Regions from separate parts of the Homo sapiens genome. Here region 2 is linked to region 1. Evidence: chromatin loops called from intact Hi-C (ENCODE). Cell type or tissue: CD14-positive monocyte. All regions are shown on one strand. Links, peaks and the distances in the headings refer to the core of each region. The heading gives the core; the rest is flanking DNA. Region 1 overlaps ZDHHC9 (zDHHC palmitoyltransferase 9). Region 2 has its middle 18 kb from the start of APLN.

Region 1 (8,915 bases), core at 263-8,262:
AAGCAGGATTAAAAACTATCATGTTACAGTCCAATTTTGCAGAAACACTAGTAGGAAATATAGCAAAATGGAGAGTGAATTTAGGATTAAGTTTTATTTATACTTTCTGCACTTCCCATATTTTCCACAATGAACATGTGTTATTTTGATGAATAAAAGACTACAAAAGAATAAAATACATCAATTTGGGCCAGGCGTGGTGGCTCACACCAGTAATCCCAGCACTTTGGGAGGCCGAGGCAGGTGGATCACAAGGTCAGGAGATAGAGACCATCCTGGCTAACACGGTGAAATCCCGTCTCTACTAAAAATACAAAAAAATTAGCCAGGCGTGGTGGCGGGAGCCTGTAGTCCCAGCTACTCGGGAGGCTGAGGCAGAAGAATGGCGTGAACCCAGGAGGCGGAGCTTGCAGTGAGCTGAGATCGCGCCACTGCACTCCAGACTGGGAGAGAGAGACAGCCTCCGTCTCAAAAAAAAAAAAAAAAAAAAAAAAAGAATAAAATATATCAATTTGAAAGAAAAGTGAGCTGTGTACTGGTGAAAAAATAAGGCTGTAAAAATGGTCTATCTCCTGCTGAGGAAGCTACATCTTTTCAGGAAAGGGAAGAAAGGTATAGAGAAGAATGGTTATACAGATATATATTTTTTACAGTATTTTAAATCACATTTTTTCTGATAATACAAGTAATACATGCTCATTGTAGAAAACTTGAAAAAAATAAAAGGAAAAATGAAGAAATCACAGTAGTGGAGGATGGCATATGAAAAAATGAAGGAAACAAAATCACTCATAATCCCACAACCTATAGATAATAAACTATAAAAATTGTGGCATATTTCCTGTATTTCCTTGCATATTTCTTTATACATCATTAGATTTTTTAAAAATAGGTAACTGACTTCACACTGTAAATGTAGCCTATCTCCCATTTTGTCATTTAGCTTTCTGGTATGAACTCTTTCCATCAGTCTAATGTACGAATGTCCTATTATTTATTTATTTATTTATTTAGAGACAGAGTCTTACTCTGTCGCCCAGGCTGGAGTGCAGTGGCACAATCTCGGTTCAATGCAGCCTCCACCTCATGGGTTTTTTATTCTCATGCCTCAGCCAGGGTCTCAGCTGGGATTACAGGCACATGTCACCACGTCCAGCTAATTTTTGTATGTTTTAGTAGAGACGAGGTTTCACCATGTTGCTCAGGCCGGTCTCAAACTTCTGGCCTCAAGTGATCTGCCCACCTCGGCCTCCCAAAGTGCTGGGATTACAGGAGTGAGCCACCACACCCGGCTCTATAATTTATTTGGCTACTCATCTATTGGTAGACAATTAGGTTCTTTTCAACTTTTAATTGTCATAATAATCCTGAGTTAAACATTTCCACCCCGAAATATTTTCCCACATCTCTGATTTCATGGGACAGACTCCCTAGAAAGTGAACCACTGGCACCAAAAGGTATAGATGTTTTAAGGCTTTCGATTAATCTTATTAGATTGCCTTCCAAAAAGTTTGTTCCAATTTACACTCTTACTAGTGGAAGAATAAACATCAGGTTTTCCTTGCTAATTTTCTAGATTTAAAAAAGCATATTGGGCTGGGGGTATTGGCTCACACCTGTAATCACAACACTTTGGGAAGCTGCAGCAGGTGGGCTGCTTGAGCCCAGGAGTTTGAGACCAGCCTGGGCAACATGGGGAAAACCCATCTCTACAAAAAATACAAAAAAAAAAAAAAAAATAGCCAGGCATGGTAGTGCATGCCTGTAGTCTCAGCAACTTGGGAGGCTGAGGTGGGAGGATCACCTGAACCCAGGAGGTTGAGTCTGCAGTGAGCTGTGATCGTGCCACTGCCCTCCAGCCTGGGAAAAAGAGTGAGATCCTATCTCAAAACAAAAGCATCCTGAAATCATTTATTTGACTATTAGTCATGATAACTAGCCAATTATATTGTTATGAACTGTTTATATTTCTCCTGGAATATCAGTGCTTTTTAAAAAAATTGATTTGTATGAGTTCCTTATAGTTAAGAGTATTAATAAGGAAAGGAAATACTACCTCACATCAGACCTTTTTATTTTACTTAAGTTCTGGGGTACATGTGCAGGATGTGCAGGTTTGTTACATAGGTAAATGTGTGCCATGGTGGTTTGCTGCACCTATAAAGCCATCACCTAGGTATTAAGCCCAGCATGCATTAGCTATTTTTCCTAATGCTCTCCCTCCCTTCCCCACCCCTCAACAGGCCCCGGTGTGTGTTGTTCCCCTCCCTGTGTCCATGTGTTCTCATTGTTCTCGAAAGAAGACATTCATGCAGCCAACAAATATATGAAAAAATGCTCAACATCACTGATCATTAGAGAAATGCAAATCAAAAACCACACTGAGATACCATCTCATGCCAGTCAGAATGGCGATTATTAAAAAGTCAAAAAACAACAGATGCTGGCAAGGTTGCGGGGAAATAGGAACGCTATTGTTGTTGGGAATGTAAATTAGTTCAACCATTGTGGAAGATGTGGCAATTCCTCAAAGATCTAGAACCAGAAATACCATTTGACCCAGCAATCCCATTACTGGGTATAGACCTTCTTCTTTTTTTTTTTTTTGAGATGGAGTCTTGCTCTGTCACCCAGGCTGGAGTGCAGTGGCGCGATCTTGGCTCACTACAACCTCCGCCTCCCGGGTTCACGCCATTCTCCTGCCTTAGCCTCCCGAGTAGCTGGGACTACAGGCGCCCACCACCACGTCCCCTAATTTTTTGTATTTTTAGTAGAGATGGGGTTTCACCATGTTAGCCAGAATGGTCTTGATCTCCTGACCTCGTGATCCTCCCGCTTTGGCCTCCCAAAGTGCTGGGATTACAGGTGTGAGCCACCGCGCCTGGCCAGACCTTCTTTAAATATCAAGTTTCCTGCTTCACTTAAAATGGGTTTCGACAGCCGGGTGTGGTGGCTCATGCCTGTAATCTCAGCACTTTGGGAGGCCTAGGTGGGTGGATCACAAGGTCAGGAGTTCCAGACCAGCCTGACCAACATGGTGAAACTCCATCTCTACTAAAAATACAAAAATTAGCCGGGCGTGGTGGTGTGCACCTGTAATACCAGCTACTCAGGAGGCTGAGGCAGGAGAATCGCTTGAACCCAGGAGGTGGAGGTTGCAGTGAGCCGAGATCATGCCACTGCACTCCAGCCTGGGTGACACAGTGAGACTCCATCTCAAAAAATAAATAAATAAAATGGGCTTTGACAATAGATGCTGATGAGGCTGTGGAGAAATAGGAACACTTTTACACTGTTGGTGGGAGTGTAAATTAGTTCAACCATTGTGGAAGACAGTGTGGCGATTCCTCAAGGATCCAGTACCAGAAATACCATTTGACCCAGCAATCCCATTACTGGGTATATACCCAAAGCATTATAAATCATTCTACCATAAAGACACATGCACACATATGTTTATTGCAGCACTATTTACAATACCAAAGACTTGGAACCAACCCAAATGCTCACCAATGATAGACCGGATAAAGAAAATGTGGCACATATACACCATGGAATACTATGCACCCATAAAAAAGGATGAGTTCATGTCCTTTGTAGGGACATGGATGAAGCTGGAAGCCATCATTCTCAGCAAACTAACACAGGAACAGAAAACCAAACACCGCATGTTCTCACTCATAAGTGGGAGTTGAACAATGAGAACACATGGACACAGGGAGGGGAACAACACATACTGGGGTCTGTCGGGGGGTGGGGTGAGGAGGGAGGGCATTAGGACAAATACCTAATGCATGCAGGGCTTAAAACGTAGATGACAGGTTGATAGGTGCAGCAAACCACCATGGCACATGTATACCTATGTAACAAACCTGCACATTCTGCACACGTATCCCAGAACTTAAAGTAAAATAAAAAATAATAATAATAATAAAATGGGTTTTGATTTATAAAAATCTTATATACATATAGTAGCTTTTTAGTATACACGCTGCCGAAGAGAGCACCATATAGCTTTTACCATATAAAGCAATATATATCTCCCAACCTTTGCCTAAAGAAATGGCTAGTAAGAGGAAAGCAATGCCCTCAGGATGCCACATGGTATACAGAAAAAACATTATCCAATCATGGGAACTCAAGAAAAAGTAATTTTAAAAAGAACATTAGAAGTATGCCTAGTGATGATATAAGCAATTTCACATATAGGCCTATCAACAGGAATCTTTATGGCCCATTTCTCATCTTGGCCAGGGTTTAGCACACAGTAGGCAGTGATTACAACAAAGCCACATATATGTGGATGGAAGTACAGACCACTGTATTAGACACACATATACCTGACCCTCTTGCAGCAGCAGCAAAGAGAAGAAATAAGCAGTTTGGAATCAGACCTGCTCTAGCTTAATCTCATACTAATTATGTGAACTTACATACTGGTGCTTCACCTATTTCCTCATCCGTAAAATGGGGATAATACCAATCTCATGGGGCTGTTACAAGTCTTAAATGAGAGAAAGGTAAATCACTTAGCACAGTGCCCAATATGTAGTAGAAACTCAATAAATGCTAGCAACTTTCCTCTTCTTGGGTTGCGTCTTAGACAGACCTTCCTTCCTCAATGCTGCCCTCCAGTGGACTAGGTGTCTCCTCCCACTATGTAAGGTGGGTCCCACATGAAAATCCAGTACAGGAAAATCTAAATTTCAAAAATAGGTAAAGTTTATTTTTCTCATTTACTAAAGAGGTTTTTGTAAAGTTTAGGCTAGAGGATATTTAAATTTTGATTTGATCTACACAAGTACAGCTGATTTGCAGTTTTTCAGGAGCTTGTTGCCTATCTAAATTTCCCTATCTAAATCTAGTTCATTTCTCATCTAAATCTATCTTCCCTCCTCCCAAAATTGGTGACCACCCTGACTTTCTAGTTCAACTCAGCCTTTTCCCTAGGCAATGTCCCTGTAGTTTTACTCACCCACACAGTTGTCACAGATGCTGCAATGGGAGGCCCGGGGAGGCCGGAAGATCTTGCATGTGTAACAGTATTTCAGTTTCACAATCTGGTTGTTTATCTGGAAATTCTTGATACGAGGCGGTGGTCGCTGGCCCTGGGGCACCGCACCATTGGTAGCTTCTGTAAATCAATAAAGACAGTTAATATCACAGCTAGCCATCACTTGAGCCCAAAAGTCTCACCACCTCTCCAAAACCAATGGGGGCATTCAAAGGTTCCCCAAGCCCCCTGTCTTTTATAGACTAGACACTCAACATCACAGAATATGCCCATAAAACTCCACTAAGTGCATGCAGTTCTGTTGTATACATAAGAAAAAGTGTTTCTTCGAGGCTTTTTTTTCTGATTACAAAGAAAAACATTCATTTAAAAAAATAGCTAAAAATACATTAAATGAAAACATCCAATTTCACTAATAATCAGAGAAATAAAAATTAAAGCACAAAGATACCATTTTTACCTATCATATTAAAAAACATTACAAACAATAAAAATACCCCATGTTAGCAAGGGTGGGGAAAGGTCATTCTTAGATCTTATCAGTGAGCAATATGGCAGCTGCTACTAAACTTTTTTTTTCTTTTAAGATGAAGTCTCGCTCTGTCGCCCAGGCTGGAGTGCAGTGGTGGGATCTCAGTCTTGGCTCACTGCAATTTCTGCCTCCTGGGTTCAAGTGATTCTCCTGTCTCAGCCTCCTGAGTAGCTGGGATTACAGGGGCCCACCACCATGCCTGGCTGATTTTTGTATTTTTAATAGAGATGGGGTTTTATCATGTTTGTCAGGCTGGTCTCAGACTCCAGACCTCAAGTGATCCGCCCGCCTCAGCCTCCCAAAGTGCTGGGATTACAGGTGTGAGCCACCGTGCCCAGCCAGCTACCAAAGTTTTAAACGTGTATATTCATTTACTGATCAAGTCTACTTCTAGAAACTTATCAAAATTATAATGAGATATACGAAAGATGTTTATATAAGGATATTTGTCACAGAGTTCCTTTTAATAGTGAAAAACTAAAAATAACTTCAATGTCACAATAGAAGGGTGGTTAAGTAAATTATGTTATGTGCATAGAATGGAATATTATGCAGCCGTTAAAAATGACATAGACGAAAGAATGGTGAAAACAGGAAAATACAATATATGGCAAAATGAAAATGTATGTTAAAAAGCAATACGCATAAAACAATACTATCTTGCAAACAAAATATATGCATGTGAAAAGAAAAGACTGGTAACACAGAAACAGTTACTGAAATAAAAGTAATGCTTGCTTATTGTAAAAATTTTGGAAAAAAACAGAATAGGGCCAGGCATGGTGGCTCACGCCTGTAATCCCAGCACTTTGGGAGGCTGAGGCAGGCGGGGCACCTGAGATCAGGAGTTTGAGACCAGTCTGGCCAACATGGCAAAACCCCGTGTCTACTAAAAATACAAAAATTAGCCAAGCATGGTGGCACGCATCTGTAATCCCAGCTACTCTGGAGGCTGAGGCAGGAGAATCGCTTGAACCTGGGAGGCAGCCTGGGTGACAGAGCGAGCAAGACTCCAACTCAAAAAAAAAATTTTTTTTGGAAAAAAACAAAGTATAAATAAGAAAACATAAAAATCACTGACAGTCAGTCTCTCAGCTCAGAGATATTTATATTTTTTGGCGTATTTCCTTCTAATCTTCTATTAACAGGTAAACATTCATAATTTTTAAAAAATTGAGATCATATTATAAATGCAGATTTGTACCATGAAGTATTTACTTAATATTATATGCTGTGAACATTTTCTCATTGTTAATTTTTTTTCTAAAACATAACTACTGGCAATATTCCATCATATACGTGTACTATGATTTATTTAAATATTCCATATTGTTGGGATTTTTTACTATTTAGGTGATGTTTCATGTAAAAATTTAAAACATTACAGAGAAAAGCTTAAATCTCCTTCGATCACCACCTCAATCCTAGTCCCCTCCTCCCTTCCAAGAACATACTCATGTGTTAAAATTAATTTCTAAAACAGAAAGAATAAAGAAAAGAATGGTGAAGTATAAGCAGTAATACATGAAGTTGCCGGCATTAAAATAGCTACTCATATTTAAAAGAAAAGAAAAAATGATGCACCAAAAATCCTTCTACAGTAATTTGTAAAAATCTGTTTATCTCCTTTAGCTAAACCCTCAGAGAAGTAGAACTACTGGGTCAAAGGGTATGACCCTTTAAAGTCCATATTACTTGTTGCCAAACTGCTTCCCAGACAGACCGTATGAATTTGCATGCCTGCCCATCCGCAGCATATGAGAGTGCCTGTCTCATTGCACTCTCACCATGCAGTATAATTCTAAAAACAGAATATTTTTCAATTCACTTTGATTTTAAAAATATCTGCCATATGGAACATTTTTCCTTTTTTTGTGGAGTGGGGTAGATGCTGTGAAATCAAACAATAACAATGTGTCACAAGTCTTAAAAGGATGAGGACAGCTATTCATTAGAGGATAAGTACCAGCATGCCACCTTAATATTCTATGCATATGCTTTCCATGAGGGCACCTGGGAGACAGGGTTCATGGTTCACCTTTCTCAGGAGGCCGTATCAGGCAAGGGCATCACATGACTTCCTCTCTCCCCATCCCCCACCCACAGCATACCCAGTACAGGACTGAATATAAGATGACAAAAACTTGCTAACATAAACATACATATGAACTGAAAAATGTACTCTTCTAGTGAGAGAAACATGCTAAATGCAGAGGCCACAATGTGACTGCTTGAGTCTGAGCCCCAGGCCCAGTGATCAGGCAGAAAAGAGCTAACTTTGTTAACAACCTGCTGTGAGAGGCAGGAGACAAGTCAAGGTACTGCCTTGACCCTCAGTTTCTCCATATGTGAATGGGAAGGGAACTGGAAAAGAATAATCCAGATGGAGAAAAAACAGCACTCACAACTCTTCCTCACCATCTTGCTCCTAACTACTCCTAGTTCTATCGGGTCTCCCCAGAACTCCAGCTGTGCCAGCACACGTCGCCTCTGCTCTCTTCCCACTATCCCCACCCTCACCCCACCCCCAAATAGTTATAGCTCACATGTGCACAAACCCATTTCTCCTTAGCTCAACTAAAACAGGCTGGAATTTTTCAAAATGAAATCCATTAAGAAGCCTAAGGGAAAACACAGCTAAAATAAACAAAAGAAATACATGGGCCGGGCGCAGTGGCTTACGCCTGTAATCCCAGAACTTTGGAAGGCCAAGGTGAGAGGATAACTTGAGGTCGGGAGTTCAAGACTAGCCTGGCCAATATGGTGAAACACCGTCTCTACTAAAAATACAAAAATTAGCTGGGAGTGGTGGCGGGTGCCCATAATCCCAGCTACTCTGGAGGCTGAGGCACGAGAATCACTTGAACCTGGGAGGTGGGGGTTGCAGTGAGCTGAGATCACGCCACTGCACTCCAGCGTGGGGGACAGAGTGAAACTGTGAAAAATAAAAAAGAAGAAAGGAAGGAAAAATAAAAAAGAAGAAAGGAAGGAAAGGAAGGAAAAAGGAAGGAAGGAAGGAAGGGAGGGAGGGAGGGAGGGAAGGAGGGAGGGAGGGAGGGAAAGAAAAAGAAAAAAGAAATACATGGAAGCCTTCAAAGCACCGTCAAAGAACTAAAGGCTAGCCACAGATTGGTGCTCTACTGGCACAGCTTCTTAGTCTTACAAGTCCTGGGTCCCTTTTTCTTACTCTGTCTAGCTTGGATGCTGACTCAAGCTACCTGGGTACCAAACCTGAGAACCATTTAGGTAGGCACTGCTGTTGATCTGGTGGGCTCCCACTCCCTCCTAGTACTTGCATCATAGTCTTCTTTCTCACTGTGAGATCCCAGGATATCTCCTCCTCTGGCCCTGGGATGGTTCTGCTTCAA
Region 2 (8,915 bases), core at 697-8,696, 190 kb before region 1:
CACAGCATTCCTTCCCTTTTGCTCTTCTGTCCTTTCCACCACCTGAGGACACAAGTGTTCCTCCCTTCCAGAGGATGCAGCAACAAGGTGCCATCTTGGATGCAGAGAGCTGCCCTCAACAGACAACTGAACCTGCCAGCAGCTTGATCTTGGACTTCCCGGCCTGCAGAACTGTGAGAAAGAGATTTCCAGTTATAAGTGACTTAGTCTCAGGTATGTTGTTATAGCAGCACAAACAGACTAAGACAGGGGAAGGATGCCCTGGTGGAGGGGTGCGACTGGAGAAAGCTCAGTGCTCAGTGAGCCCCAGTGAAGTCCCAGGAAAGCCACTGGCAGCAGCCCACACGCTTGGGCGGTTCCTGGACAGCCAAAGGAGGAACCACACCCACCAGGCCCACCAGCCTTGGACGTGGCCCAGCAAGGCCAAGCGTTTAGTAATTGGCGAAGTGACTGTCTGCTGCCGCCCCAGTCCAAATGAATAATTATGGAATGTTTACATGATGTGGTGTTCCTGACACCTTCTCAAGTTTCCATGGCAACTAGGAACCACCGCCCCACCCACCCCCAACCCAACCCACAAGATGTTCTGTCTGTTGTGGCCAGCAGCTGTGTCATGTTGTGAATAAATAACACATGCCTGGCCTTGGAGACTGGAGTTACCCTACAGTCATCCCTGACAGGGCAGACTTAGTGAGGGGATGGGGCTGCAGCAGGCAGTAAGGCGTCTCTAATGCTTTGAATGCATTCACCTGCCTCAGCCCAATGTCACCAGAGATAGGCCATGGGTCAGCGTTCATCCCAGTGGTCCCTCCTGGAGCTAGTAAGGAGACGTCCCTGCTAAAGAGATGTTCAATGTTTAATACACCCAAGCTTCAGTTTACTCCCCTTGAGCTTTTGTTTTCTCATCTGTTGAAGATACCCATGCCTGTCTCAATAACTTTTTATAAAGAAGAGATAAGATGACAACCAGGGCCAGGCACTGTGGCTCATGCCTACAATCCCAGCACATTGGGAGGCTGAGGCGGGCAGATCACCTGAGGTCAGGAGTTCGAGACCAGCCTGGGCAACATGGTGAAACCCCGTCTCTACTAAAAATAAAAAAATTAGCCAGGCGTGATGGCACACAAGAGAATCTCTTGAATCCAGGAGGTGGAGGTTGCAGTGAGATCGCGCCATTGTACCCCAGCCTGGGCAACAGAGTGAAACCCTGTCTCAAAAAAAAAAAAAAAAAGAAAAGAAAAAAGAAAAAGATGACAACCAACCAGCATAGAAAGCATATCCTACCATAATGGCTAGCACTTAGTAGGTGCTTAAAAATGTCACATCTGGAAGGTTCGTTCTAAACATTTGTGCCTGCCCCCACAACGGAAACTTCTCTCCTCCCCAGATCCCCAGATCCATGAATAAGTGGAAGGGCAGAAGCTCCAGTGGTCTTCTGGAAGTCAGAGAACCCAAGTTAGAGGTCAATAACGTCCTGGTGGATTGGGAGTAACCCTACAAACGTGAGACTCTTGTTTTAGCTCTGACTGTCCTAATGGCTGGCGATGGGGCCTTGGGCAAGTCACTTGCCCTTTCTGGTTCTCAGCCTCTCTGTCTGGACTATGAGATGGAGTGGCCTAGACCAGAGGTTTTTCAAATTGTGTTCCACAGAAGCTTGGGTGCCTCAGGGAACTCTGTGGTAGGGAGAGGGATGAGACTGAATGGGTGGGGCTCTGGGCCCCTGAGCCTGCTTTGATGGAATTTATATGTGCCAAGGCTTTAAAAAAACAGTTTGAGGCCAGGCACAGTGGCTCACGCCTGTAATCCCAACACTTTGGGAGGCCGAGTCAGGTGGATCACCTGAGGTCAGGAGTTTGAGACGGGCCTGGCCAACATGGCAAAACTCCGTCTCTACTAAAAATACAAAAATAAAAATAAAAATAAAAATAACTGGGCGTGGTGGCAGGCACTTGTAATCCCAGCTACTACTCAGGAGGCTGAGGCAGGAGAATCACCTGAACCTGGGAGGCGGAGGTTGCAGTGAGCCGAGGTCGTGCCATTGCACTCCAGCCTGGGCAAGAGAGCGAGACTCCATCTCAAAAAAAAAAAAAAAAAAAGTTTGAAAACTCTGACCGCATGCTTTTGGCTTTGATAGGGAAAGAGAGCTCCTTGGCCACTTCCTCAATCCCAGAGTGCATGAGTTCCCTGGCCTGGGAGCAGATACACCAAGAGAGGCACTGGATCCCAAAGGTACCCCAAAGCTCCATTTTCTCCCACACCACCCATCCTGAGCTGTCTTTCTGTCCCAGAACTCCTCTCTGACAGTTCCAACTGCCCAAAACCAGGCTACTTCCACCAGATGCCCTGAGGAACAGTATGGCAAGGGGCCCTGGGCAGGGAAGAGGCTGAGGAGGAGGAACAGGCCCTGGCCACCTCTTTCCTTTAGGAGGGTACGACAGTTCCCAGTGGCCCAACCTCCCAGGGCGTTCTCCCAGAGTGTGGAGGGCGGGGGCCTAATCTGCATTTGGGACAAAGCCTACCCGGTGCTCGAGTGTTGTTGTCATGGAAACTCAAAAGGTGTTATTAGCATCTTTTCAACTCAGTGGCCCTGTGTGGTCCAGTCCATGCAATCTTAGCAGTAGCACACCATCACCCTGGCAACCCATTAGCCTAGTGTTGTTACCATGGAAACTCCAGTAAGGTCGATCAGTCCGGGAAGTTCCCAGAGGAGATAGGCACTGGGAGATCTGCCCAGCAGTGCCTACTCTGAGGGTCTCCCAGCTGACAGTGACCTGCTCTGCATACACTGACAGTAGTTTAGGATCTTTTCCGGAGCGAGCTAACAGTCCATGTGACAGGAAAGAATTTGGCCCTGCAGACTGGCAGGTCTATGCCTCGTTACCATGGAAATGCTGCTTGTCAGGATCTCAAAGCACAGTGCAAAACTAACTCTTCCAGGAGACTGAGGCTGGCAGGAAAGGAGGCTGTGAGCCTGTTCTTCATTCACATGCCCATTCATTCATTCATTCGTTCATTCAGTATTTAGTGCACGCTCATTAATACAGTGGGCACTGCGTATGTCCGAGGCTCTAACTGGAGCAAACAGGTGGGCTCACCAACTCTCTTCAATTGAAAAGTATATTGAGGTGGAGGGGACCATCTTACTTCCTGTGTCAACCTCCACTGGAGGAAAAGGAGTTGACATGCCCAAAGGAATGGAATCGGGGGGTCTCTGTGTGTCGAGGGGTACAGGGAGAATACTTGCTTTCTGTAGCCTCCTGTTTTTCACCTATCCCCTGCTTAAGCCTTCAGGAAACAGATCTTTGTGTGGTCTGGATCACCAAAGGCTTGGCCAGACATGCTAGAAGTTTCCAGCAGCCACAGCTAAGTGAAGTTAGAACAGGCTACGTTGGGAAGCAATGAGCTCCCCATCACTGGAGATGTACAAGCAGAGGCAAAAAATCCTGCTCAGTGAGGGCCATGTAGAGCCCGCAGAGCACAATGATTCAGAGCTCAGATTCTGGAGCCAGATAGCCAGTCTTCAAATCTTGGCTCAGTTTACCAGCTGTGTGACTTTGGGCAATTCACTTAATCATACTGAGCCTTGATTTCCTCATTTGTAAATGGGAATGATAAGAGTTTCTTCCTCATGGGCTTGTTGTGGGGATGAAATGCGTATAATATATAAAGCACTTAGAACAGTACCTAACATATAATTGCTCAAGAAATGGTAGCTTGTATTATCCCTTGATGGCCCAACTAAAGTCCCTGACAAGCTTGGGATTCTATATGACTATGGGTCACTAATCTTCCTGCACACGGAAAATCAGAAAGGGACTCTGGCAAGGGTAAGATTCTGTGCTGACCAGAGAGCTGGCTGAGGGTAGCACCTCTGAGCTTTGAGCTCATCACCACTTGCGTGCTTCCAGCAATAGTTTTCCTTTCCAAGTACTTTTGGATCCATGTCTCAATTGGGCCTAAAGACAACAGCAAAGGGCACAGTTACCATCCCCTGTGATAGATAATGGGAAGTAAAGCTAAGAGCGGGAGAGTGGCTCACCTACCAAGTGGCACAACTGGGATGGAAGCTTTCTCTCTGTCACACCACCTCACAGTCCCCAGGGCCGCCATAAGGGGAGGACAGCAGTTGGGAAGGAGCAAGTCATGGGCTGGGCGGAGGAGGAGCCCAGCATGACAATAACCTATGAAAATCAGCTTTCCACTGTCTGCACTTCTGCAAGGAGGAGTTGAGGCCAAAGCCAGGGAGCAGAAGGGGGTATTTCCTAGAAATGCGGCGGGAGTGGCTGGTGTGCTCCACCCATGGGCAAAGGACAAGGCTCGGCCTGCGTGTGAGCACTCACTTGGAGCTGAACTTGGAGCCTCCAGAGCTCCCATCCCTCTGAGCTCACTCAGAAAGCTTTCCCTTTGGGCAAAGTCCAAGGGGGTCATTCAACTGTGATCTGACACTTCTGCTTTCAACTTAATAGCTCAAGTATTTAACGGATGGCTCATGGCCTCACCAAGGGATTTTGCTTGCCGAGACTAGCAAGGTGGGCTAGTGTTTTCATGCCATTTGGAGGAGCAATGAGAAAGGATTGTTTAAAAAAAAAAAAAACTTTGCCTGAGAACAAGAGTAACGCCCTAACTCATGGCCTCATGAAGCTCCAGGTTAAAATGCACACGTTACCTGGGAGTATGGGAATTGGACAGGGGCAATAGTGAAAAATCTTTAATAGCCAGCAAGGTCTGGACACCAACTGATTAGAATGTTTGCTGGCCAGAAACACGCTATAGGGATGCACCAGCCCAGATAGAGGAAAACAGCAGCCCTGGATGTGGGCCTTGGCAGGGGCCGGGTGAAGGGAGGGTTTGCTCCCTGAGAGGTCCCATGAGCACACGCAGGAATCAGATCTGCCTATGGCCACCAGAAGGTATGAGATTTCCCACAGCAGCTGGTGGTGGGGGGGTGGGCAGGGTTGGTGTATCTGGTAGGGGGAAAACTGGTGGGAACATGGGGTTCACTGAGGGAAGAGCTCCTTGGGACAGCTCGAGGGCCAGACAGCCTAGGACAGTCCTGTAAGGATGCAAATGGGGCCTGGCCTGGCCTTGGAGACCCAGATGCTGCCCTCTGCCCTCACAGACTTCACCCCTGGTGCCTCTGGGTGGCAACTTCTCTCCCTCTCTCAGTGAACATGCATACGGACTATAATATGCTACACAGCGTGGAGCAAATATGCATACCCATTCGGTGTTCACACAAGCACATGCATGGAGCCCACGTATGCCCATGACCTGTAGAGGCATCCTCTCAAGTCAGTGGGGCACACCCACAAAATTGTTCAGACTCAGAATCTTGGAGCAGAAGCAATTTTAGAGCTGCCCCCATTAAAAAAGTCGTCTTTGATGAACGCCAGTCAGCCACTCCTCTACACACACTTTGGCGTTTGCTCGTTCTCACACCTCCTGCAGAACAGGAAAGAGGAGATGACCTCGGGAACTTTCTTAAAATGGCCTGTGCCTAGACTTGACGCAAGCCTGAAGAAGTCCCTGCAGTTCCAGGACTCAGCCAGCAGGGGGCAGCCTCTCATGACACACTGGGTTTCCCCCAAAGAATAAGCAGGCTTGGAGAAGAAAGAGAGGCCGACTGCAAAGAAAGGGAAACATATAAGAAGTTTCCAGAGTGTCCGGCCATCAAGCTGACCCAGATGCATGTAGCCAGCCACTCCTGTGGGTGAGGAATTCTCAGCCCCTCATATTCAGCTGGTGAATTGATAGAGTCTGGGGCAAGTTATCAGAAGAGGATGTCTTAGTGACCATAGTACATCCTGCTTGCCCAGCCTAGAGCCACAGAGGGAATCAGCCAGCACACAGGAGTTCAGTGGAATCTCTCATTCTGCAAGTCACAGCCTCTCTCAGGGCCTGCTTCGTTGTCTGTGAAATGGGTTTAACAATAAATCACATCTGCTTCCTCCCACCTTGGTGCTTTGGACACAAGCCCTGTGCTCCCTCTGCTGAGACCTCCTTTCTCCAGCTTAACCCCTACTCACTCCTGAGGTGTCAGCTCCCACTTCACCTCCAGGAAGCTTTCTCTGACCCCAGATCGTGCACTCAGTGATAAACTTCCTAGAGGCCTGTTTTTCGCCTCCAGGGCCCTTGCCACAGTTCCTGGTTAGACATTCGGTTGTGATTTTTGAATAACATCTGTTTCCCTCTCCAGGTATTAAGGAATGTGGTACAAAGTAGGCCCTCAATAAACATTCAGCGAATGCTGAGAAATGAATTCCCATAGCTCTTTTACAGATCAAAAAGCACTTTCACATGCAAACAGGGTGGTCTTCATGGTACCCGCTGAGAACGATGGGGTTTTTTCCCCGTTACACACACAGCACTCTCTACTGTACCAAACATTTTAACTTCAGAAACTTCAGTCACTAGAAGCCCGAGAGGGAGCCAGGGATTCTTACTTCCATTTTAGAAAAGGTAAAGCTGAGGCCTAGAAAGGTGAAGTGACTGACCCAGGCTTGGAACTTGGAGGAGTCAGGATGTTTAAGTCTCCGCATCCCATGCTGGAAGGTATGATCATTACATTCCCTCATTATCACTGTCAGCATCGTCACCTCCATTGTGGCTATGGCCATGCCTAGTCTGGTGAGGAGGTGTACAGTTGGCGAGCACAAAGGCTTTTGAAGGTGGCGGGCAGAAGTCTGGGTTCCAATTCTGGCCTCACCTGCAGGTGACCATCGGGGCTAGGAGAGCATCCAGGGAGGATTCATGGGGGAGGGGAGCCTTGGCTGGCAGTTGGAGGACCCGGAGAATTGGAGGAAGGTGGAGAACCTGGGAAGGGAAGTCTGGGGAAACTAGAAGAGCACTGGAAATGGGTTTTGGGTGACTTAGGCTGAGGCTTTCCCTGCTTCTGCTTCCTAAAAGATGGGTATGAAGCTCCCTCCCTCGCAGGTCCTGCTGAGGCCGGTGCGCAGGCTCAGGGCCAGGAGAACATCCCTGGGGTTGCGGGGGAGTGGTACAGAGGGCGCTGTGGCTACAACAGCTAATGAGGGATGTCACACCCTCACCACACACCTTTCGCTGGTGCCTCCCAGAGGAAAGGTGAGGACCAAGTCTTTCTCCACTGTTCCTCCTCCACTGTCCCTTGCATGGTGTCCTGCACAGAGTAGGCGTTTTTTTTTTTTCTTTTGCTGTTGTTTGTTTTGCTTGTTTGTTTGAGATGGAGTCTTGCTCTGTCGTCCAGGCTGGAGTGTAGTGGTGCAACCTCCGCCTCCCAGGTTCAACGGATTCTCCCGCCTCAGCCTCCTGAGTAGCTGGGACTACAGGTGCCCACCACCACACGCAGCTAATTTTTGTATTTTGTAGAGACGGGTTTTTGCCATGTTGGCCAGGATAGTCTCGAACTCCTGACCTCAGATGATCCACCCACTTCGGCCTCCCAAACTGCTGGGATTACAGGCATGAGCCACCACGCCTGGCCAAGGGTAGGCATTTTTTAGCTGATTGTTTTGGGGTAGGGGTAGGCCAAAGAGCTCTTTATAGGCTTGGGTTCTAAAAGTTTGGGCATAGATTGAGAGAAGGGGAGCTCCTTTTGAAACTTACACAAGGCATGGGACCTAAAACTTGACAGGCAATTTGGGAGTGGGAATGGGGGTGGGGCAGGCTGTGGAGCTGAGCTAGAGGGTAGCCCAGAGTAGAGGGAAGGATGAAAGAGGATAATCAGATCAGAAGGTCTCTGCAGTGCTGGAGGTGGAAGGGGCTGTGTGGTGAGATTCCCTCCTCCATCCCCCTGCACTCCTCACTGGGACCTTTTTCCTCCCTGCTTTGTTTATCCTCTCTTATCTTTCCATATCCCTCACATCTGAGGAGTTGGGAATTTCCAAAGGAGAGAGGAACTCCAGGCTTCCAGAAAGCTCAGGAGCCTAGAGACATGGGGGATGAAACCCCCCATAACGTATGCCAAAGTCACCAGCCTCTATCCCTACACCTGCTGGGGAGGGAGCCAGAGATGTCTCTGCCTAGATGGAAAAAGAGGCACCCTCTTTCCAACAGGCCTCTCACAGCCCCCAAATCACAAGCAGTTCTGTTGCCCTGGGACTGAGGGTGCCAAAGCGAAGCCCCTCCCCTACAGACGAGAGGTGACTGCAGCCCTGGAGGGAATGCTTGGCATTTCAGCAGTGCCTTTGCCTTCCTTTAAAGCAATGCCACCTTGTTTCTCTCAGTTCGTTTGCACATACCACAGAAGATCTTTAGACTAATGGCTTACCTTCTCAGTGACTCAGTTTCCTCAGCTATAAAATGGGATTGTGATGGGGACTGACTAAGTCAGGACAGGTGAAGTTCCTCAAACAGTGCTTGGCACATGAGAAGCGCTCTACATGAGTTTGCTAGGACTATCTAGCTATGTTCCTTAAGCGTTCACTTATCCTTTCTGAGTCCCACTTTCTTCATTTGTAAAAATAACAGGGCTTAGGGTACTGAATGATCTCTCAGGCTCATGTCAGCTCTGCCCTTCTATGATTCTGTGTGTTTAAGGTAGGGAAAGCAGAGATTGTCATCCTATGAAAATAGATGAGGGAGAACCAGGACCCCTGATAGATGAACAGACCTGCCTGGAGTCACACAGCCAGTTACTGACCAAGCTGGGGTTAGGATCCAGAGCTCAGAACCCCAAGTTTCACACCACCAGGCTAGCTCTGCAGCAGTGTGCCAATTTTTTAACATTCAGGGAAGATCAGAAAGCATTTAATTTGTGCAAAGGGAGAAGTATGGAATGGAGGTTCCAGCAGGCCCTGGGGTTATGGGAAGCTTGTGCAACCCACGTAACCCAGCAGTGGACTTCCTCACTGGCTTAGGTTCCCATTTTCCTGCCATATGCCTAATTCTTCTCCCAGAGCTCCTCCCTACAGGTCCCTGGGTCAGGTCCTGAATTG

What was found. A loop is a pair of places that touch in the nucleus more often than their neighbours do. Peaks named below come from ENCODE experiments on the same cell type or tissue, not always from the same donor. Only the 100,000 strongest peaks of a DNase experiment are listed, where the experiment ranks them.
Region 2: a loop joins it to region 1, with 2.9 times the contacts of the local background. A loop is called at or near these places in 28 of 110 quality-filtered maps.

Annotation. Positions count from the first base shown.
Region 1 is chrX:129,818,703-129,827,617 of GRCh38, forward strand. It overlaps ZDHHC9 (zDHHC palmitoyltransferase 9), which reads right to left. Exons shown (of 11, transcript NM_016032.4): 5 at 4,977-5,135. Among named protein-coding and RNA genes, the nearest start is that of ZDHHC9, 21 kb to the right of the region's middle. In CD14-positive monocyte, for the core only: a CTCF peak has its summit at 4,671 (motif pointing left); DNase peaks (open chromatin) are centred at 4,619 and 5,009; H3K4me3 peaks cover 617 bases; H3K27ac peaks cover 815 bases.
Region 2 is chrX:129,632,142-129,641,056 of GRCh38, forward strand. No RefSeq gene overlaps it. Among named protein-coding and RNA genes, the nearest start is that of APLN, 18 kb to the right of the region's middle. RefSeq lists a silencer at 5,461-5,630. In CD14-positive monocyte, for the core only: CTCF peaks have their summits at 5,556 (motif pointing right) and 5,756; a DNase peak (open chromatin) is centred at 5,550.